Linked DNA regions of Homo sapiens: region 2 is linked to region 1. The links are chromatin loops, found by intact Hi-C in ENCODE. Cell type or tissue: B cell. All regions are shown on one strand. Links, peaks and the distances in the headings refer to the core of each region. The heading gives the core; the rest is flanking DNA.

Region 1 (2,918 bases), core at 159-2,658:
TCTGGTTTTACCCGAGTTCTGATAATATCTGGCTTTAGGCACTCACCAGATGGTTGTGAATCTTTGCATACTTGCTGGTTTTCTCCCTAATCCCCAAGTGGCAAGAATATTCTTTTCACTTTGCATCACTTTCCACTAGCACAGCTCCTTCCCCAAGACCACAGCATAATAACTGCATTCAGAATGTGTGAGTGTGAAAATAGAGGAATGAATGAATGGGAGCTGACATTAACAATAGTACTGCACCCCAGCACCACCAGGAATCACGATGCTGAGCTGTCACTGTTGCAGAACAATTAAAAGCATCTCCTGCTAGTATCCTGAGCTACCTACCCCCTTCCTGCAGGAAAGACTTCCCGTCTTCCCACTGGCTCACAGAAGTGGCCTTTTCCTCCGGAAACCAGCGTGCATCTGTTAGCATCTTTTGTCTTTTGTGGGAAAGGGAGGATTCTGGCTCCAGACTGAAGAGGGACAGGCATGGTGTGTGGGTTCACAGAGCCCCAGACTCCAGACTCTGATGCCAGCATCTTTGTCTCAGCAAAGGTCATAATTGGATTTGGATGTTTAAGGCAGTCACTGATTTACTGTTCTCATTTTTCAAGTGTGAGAAATACTAACTCTGTGCTTTGCTTACTTCTAAAGGAACAAAGGCAGTATGAGCAGCCTTTAAATACTGCCACATAATACACTGAGAGCAGACATGACCACGTGCTACAAAGAGTCAGGGCTACGTAGGAAAGTTCACATCGGCGTGGGAAGTGAAAGTAAGCCACGTCACCGTTTCTGTCACGTGACAGCTGTGGGGTGTGGAGCAACTCACTGAGCCTCTTTCCTGGTGTGTAAGATGGGGATAATGATAGCTCCCATTCACTGACCGCTTCCAAAGTGCCTGACCCTGTTCTAAGCCTTCACTGTCATCCTGATTTTATAGTTAGACAGTTTGTCAGTGTCAGAAGCAGAATTGGCTACATAGTTTGCAAGTCCAGTGCCCTGGTTCAAAAATGATTAAGAATTTCAAGATGGTGGTAGCAGAGCAAAAAACCAAGCCCGGAGCCCTCCTTAGTGTGGCTCTTATGTGACTGCACAGGCTGCACACCCTGGGCAGAATTAGTATACAAATCCTGCAGCCTGACTCCAGAACCTTCCATCTTAACATCTATGCCACAAGAGCTGTCTCCTAAGGTGGCCGTGAGGTTGGAAATGAGACTAAGGCATTCCTGGCAGAGGGCACAGTGTGAATGATCTGGAAATACAGGCGTGGACAGGAAGATGAGGAAGGAATGATAAACTCTCATGGCTAAAGCTTTGGTGAGCTGAAGGAAACAGAAGTGTGCTGGTAGGCAGTACTGGCTGCAAACTGTGCCCTCCCTGAAGGCCAACTATAAAGTGCAAGGCCCTTGTACTTTATAGGCGACTGGTGTTGAGGATCGCTGGAAGGTTTAGAAGCAGGGGGTAGCATGGACGCAGGCAGAGAACTGCCCCTAGGGGGAAGTGTGGAGCAGAGCAGACTGGGGCCTGGGCACCCGCTAGAGGAGGCCGTTACAACCACACTCTAGGGATCTCATAGTGAGAGGCTCAGGGAGTAGAGGAAGGAAACAGGGAAAACTGAAGGTCTTCAAGGTAAGTAGAAATTATAGCTTTGGAATACGATCTGGAAACAGGAAACTGGGGGAAAGGAAAAGCTTCTGATGCCTGCTGGCCTGGCCTTCTGTTTGAGCGCCATCAGGCCCGTATGGAGTATCATGATGTACACAGACTGCCTTTGCACCCATAGAAAACAGGGTACATCTCTTCAGGAAGTAGAAACTCTTTGAGCAAAAGAAATCGATTTAACTTCCTAAAAACAACAGCTGTTACTGGCTATAAACTCAGTCATTTCTCAATTTGGGTTTTTCCCCCAAAATATTCCCTTCCAATTTTCAGAGGCATAATCAGTTCTGTGATTATGTTGCTTGCACATAATTAGATCACACAGTAATAATAATAACTGTAAACTCTGGAGGAAACAGAGTGCAATTAAAACCAGAAAGAAAAAAATCTCCCAAACCTCTCCCAGATTCTTCTCTCAAACTTGGGAGTGGGGCACCTCAAGCCCAGTGAAGGAATCAACATATTTTACCCCAAAATATATTTCTTTGACATATTTTGAGATGGCTGTTCACAGGGCCCGCAAACAGAAGCAGCCCTACAAAACTGTCTCATGTGGCGAAGATTTGCATCTGCAGAGAAAAACTACGTTGATACAGCCAGGCTTTCTCTGAGGCTCTCTCTTGTCCATATCTAGGAAAAACTGAGAGTCTGATACCTTTAAAGGTCTGAAAGAAACATTTACTATCTATTCTGTCTGAGAGCGGCTACCTCTGAGATTTCTCCTATGTAACAAGAACGCCTTTGCCAGCCAGGCCTCCTCTTCTCCCCATGCCATAATCTCTTTGCCAAGATCCAAGCCTCCAGTCTTTCTGTAACCTCAAGGCTTCTGTACCCCACTGCGGGGATTGGTAATCACTCTATGGTTCTCCTCCATGTGCACAATAAATTTGTATGCTTTTTCTCCAATTAATCTGCCTTTTAATTTATTATTATTATAAATTTTTTTTGAGACGGAGTCTTGCTCTGTTGCCCAGGCTGGAGTGCAGTGGTGTGATCTCAGCTCACTGCAACCTCCGCCTCCCAGGTTCAAGCAATTCTCCTGCCTCAGCCTCCCGAGTAGCTGGGATTACAGGTGCACGCCACCAAGCCTGGCTAATTTTTGTATTTTTAGTAGAGACAGGGTTTCACCATGTTGGCCAGGCTGGTCTCAAACTCCTGACCTTGTGATCCGCCTGCCTTGGCCTCCCAAAGTGCTGGGATTACAGGCGTGAGCCACCATGCCCGGCCTATTATATATATTTTAATGCTCTCTCTCAGCAGAGTCAAGA
Region 2 (2,918 bases), core at 115-2,614, 310 kb after region 1:
TAGAGATGGGGTTTCACCATATTGGCCAGGCTGGTCTCAAACTCCTGGCCTCAAATGATCTTCCCACCTTGGCCTCCCAAAGTGCTGGGATTACAGGTGTGAGCCACTGTGCCCCGTCCAAAGCAGGATTCTTGATTCTCCCTACCTCTCCAAGAATTCCCCCATTCCACCAGTTTCTCCTGCTATATTCTACATGTCAGTACGTAGTACTGAGCACCAACAATCTAAGAGCCATCTTGGATGCTGATCTGTTTTGTCCACATATTTTCTAGTCCATCAACTTGTTCTGGTGGCTTGTAGCTCTCTCTCCAAACATTTCTCCAATGCCTCCTTTCTTCTCCATTCCTACTGCTAAAATCCCACTCTATGCCATTATCCCCTCTTTCCTGGACTAATACCATGAATTGAGCAAGTCTCTTGGAATACCTTCTTGTCTCCTTTCTCCCTGCAAGCAGCAGCCAAGGGACCGTCTCAAAGCAGCAATCAGATCACATCACAAGCCCCCTCCCTCATCTCATTGTTTCACACATTTAAAGCCCTACAGCAGTTCCCTGTTGAAACTATCGGCTAGAAGTTGATAAGTTTGTAACAAAGGTTCTGAAATGGGAGTAATTTTGTCCCCCAGGGGACATTTGGCAATGTTTAGAGACATCTTTGGTTGTCACCACTTGGAGGTGATACTGGCATCTAGTGGGTAGGGCCCAAGGATGCTGCTAAACATTCTCCAATGCCCAGGACAGGCCCCCACAACTAAGAATGGCCAGCCCCGAATGTCACCGAGAAGCTCCAGCCTAAAGTGAGCAGTATCACAGTGTTTAAGATGAAAGAGTCAGGGACTCTGCCCCCAGCTCTAGCTGGAAAGTTCTTGTGCCAACAAGCCACTCATCTGCATTAATGAACATCTTCATTCAACTGCTCCCTTCAGCTGTTGCTAGGCAGGACCTTGATAGAGATGCAACAGAGAGAAGCTGAGCTGTGCTGAGAGGCTTGTACATTCTCACCAAGAAGCATAACTAGGGTGCTTGGAGTTGACATAACCCTGAGCAAATCATACCCTCATTAAAGAATAATCCAATTTAAAAAGAAAGTCTTGTGTACTCATGGGTTGTTTTTCCAAAGTTCTCAGAGGACAGATCATGAAAGCTTTGAACCACCAGACTGTACATGGCTGCCCAGTGAATTTGCAGAAAACAAAGGCCTCTGATTTTTTTTCCTCCAAGCTGTTAGTCTTAAGTGAAACAGGGTAAGAAAGTTCTGTTTATTATCTTTTGACAATTAAAGGATGACATAGGCAATGTGTTTTGATCTCTCACAAAAACTATGAAATTTTATTTCTTCTGGCGAAACATCTTTTCCAACAACATTCAACAAATTAACAAGAGCAACTTCAGAATGTGTGTTTTTTCCACCTAAAAATGCAAAAACAACTGTTCTTTTTGGCTTTATTAAGCTAAACAGACTTGATATAAGTCTAGCCTTTCCTGCTACTGAATAATCTCATGTAATATGAATACAGCCACCGAAGAGCTAATAATTGCTAATTATATCCCTCAACTAGATTTCCTGTTAACCATTTTTAACTTGGGTTTCCCCAGTGGGTAGGAAGCATTCTACGGTGTGGTTTACCAGAGAAGCCCTCTGAAATCCCCTTTCGTTTGATAGGGTAAAGCCAAAACCTATCTTTGCCTGACAGGTTCCTATATATACACACATATACATATACATATACATATACATATACATATACATATACATATACATATACATATACATAATGTATATGTATACATAACATTTATAAATATATGTTAATATTTATAAATATTATATATATAATTTCAACTTTTAGATTCATGGAGTACATGTGTAGGTTTGTTACATGGCGTATTACATAATAGTGAGGTTTGGGATGTGAATGATCTGATCCCTTCACCCGGGTGGTGAACATAGGACCCAACAGTTAGTTTTTCAACGCTAGCCCCTCTCCCTCCCTCTGTCATCTAGTAGTCCCCAGTGTCTATTGTTTCCATATTTAGGTGTCTGACAGGTTTCAAGAGCCCTGCAGTGACAAATAGACTAAGTAAAAGACAGGGACATGGTTTTGGCAGAAGACTGCATGAGAGACACAAAATGGATGTTCATAGGAGTCAGATATGTTGAGGGCTTAAGAATAGGATATTTTGGACTATCTTTATGCCAGTAGCTCTCAACTCTGGCTTCATATTAGAATCACTTGGAGATCTCTTTAAAAAGCACCAAAACCTGGGTTGGGCCCCAATCTCAGAGTTTCTGATTTAGTTGGCCTGGGGAATGACCAGGGCATAGGGATTTTTTAAAGTTTCCCAAGTGACTCTAATGAACATTGAGGGTTGAAAACCACTGCTCTAGACCAGGATTTCTTCACCTCAGCACTATTGATATTTTGGACTGCATCATTGTCCCGTGCGTGGTAGGATGTTTTGCAGCATCCCTGGCTTCTACCCACTAGATGCCAGTAGCACCCCTTCCCCAGTTGTGATAACTCAAAACGTCTCCAAACATTGCCAAATGTTCCCTGGGAAACAAAATCACCCCCTTCCCACATTGAGAGTCACTGTCTTGGCTACTGCATGTTAACTGTAGTTACACAGATAGTATGGTGGGTAAGTAGATGAGGGGTTGGAGATTCAACTCTATAAAATAAATACTAAGGAATAAGGAATAAAACAGTTGTTCAATGTCCCATCCTCAGCCCAGAGGCAGGATTAGTGGTTATCGTCTCTGACTGTACACTGAAACACCTTTCTTCTGGATTATAGGCACACAAACTAAACTGGCTCCTTTATTATTATTATTATTATTATTTGAGACAGGGTTTTGCTCTGTCACCCAAGCTGGAGTGCAGTGGCATGATCTTAGGTTGCTGCAACCTCTGCCTC

The links. A loop is a pair of places that touch in the nucleus more often than their neighbours do. Peaks named below come from ENCODE experiments on the same cell type or tissue, not always from the same donor. Only the 100,000 strongest peaks of a DNase experiment are listed, where the experiment ranks them.
Region 2: it touches region 1 in a loop (3-fold over the local background); 4 of 110 quality-filtered maps call a loop at or near these places.

The regions. Positions count from the first base shown.
Region 1 is chrX:12,949,567-12,952,484 of GRCh38, forward strand. No RefSeq gene overlaps it. Among named protein-coding and RNA genes, the nearest start is that of TLR8-AS1, 7.7 kb to the left of the region's middle. RefSeq lists cis regulatory regions at 604-1,016, 1,286-1,715 and enhancers at 644-938, 1,344-1,638, 1,569-1,798. In B cell, for the core only: CTCF peaks have their summits at 1,480 (motif pointing right) and 1,682; DNase peaks (open chromatin) are centred at 775, 1,495 and 2,225; H3K4me3 peaks cover 1,732 bases; H3K27ac peaks cover 2,404 bases.
Region 2 is chrX:13,255,825-13,258,742 of GRCh38, forward strand. No RefSeq gene overlaps it. Among named protein-coding and RNA genes, the nearest start is that of LINC02154, 46 kb to the right of the region's middle. RefSeq lists an enhancer at 1,539-1,588. In B cell, for the core only: no CTCF peak of the experiment used is centred there; DNase peaks (open chromatin) are centred at 997 and 1,617; H3K27ac peaks cover 1,847 bases.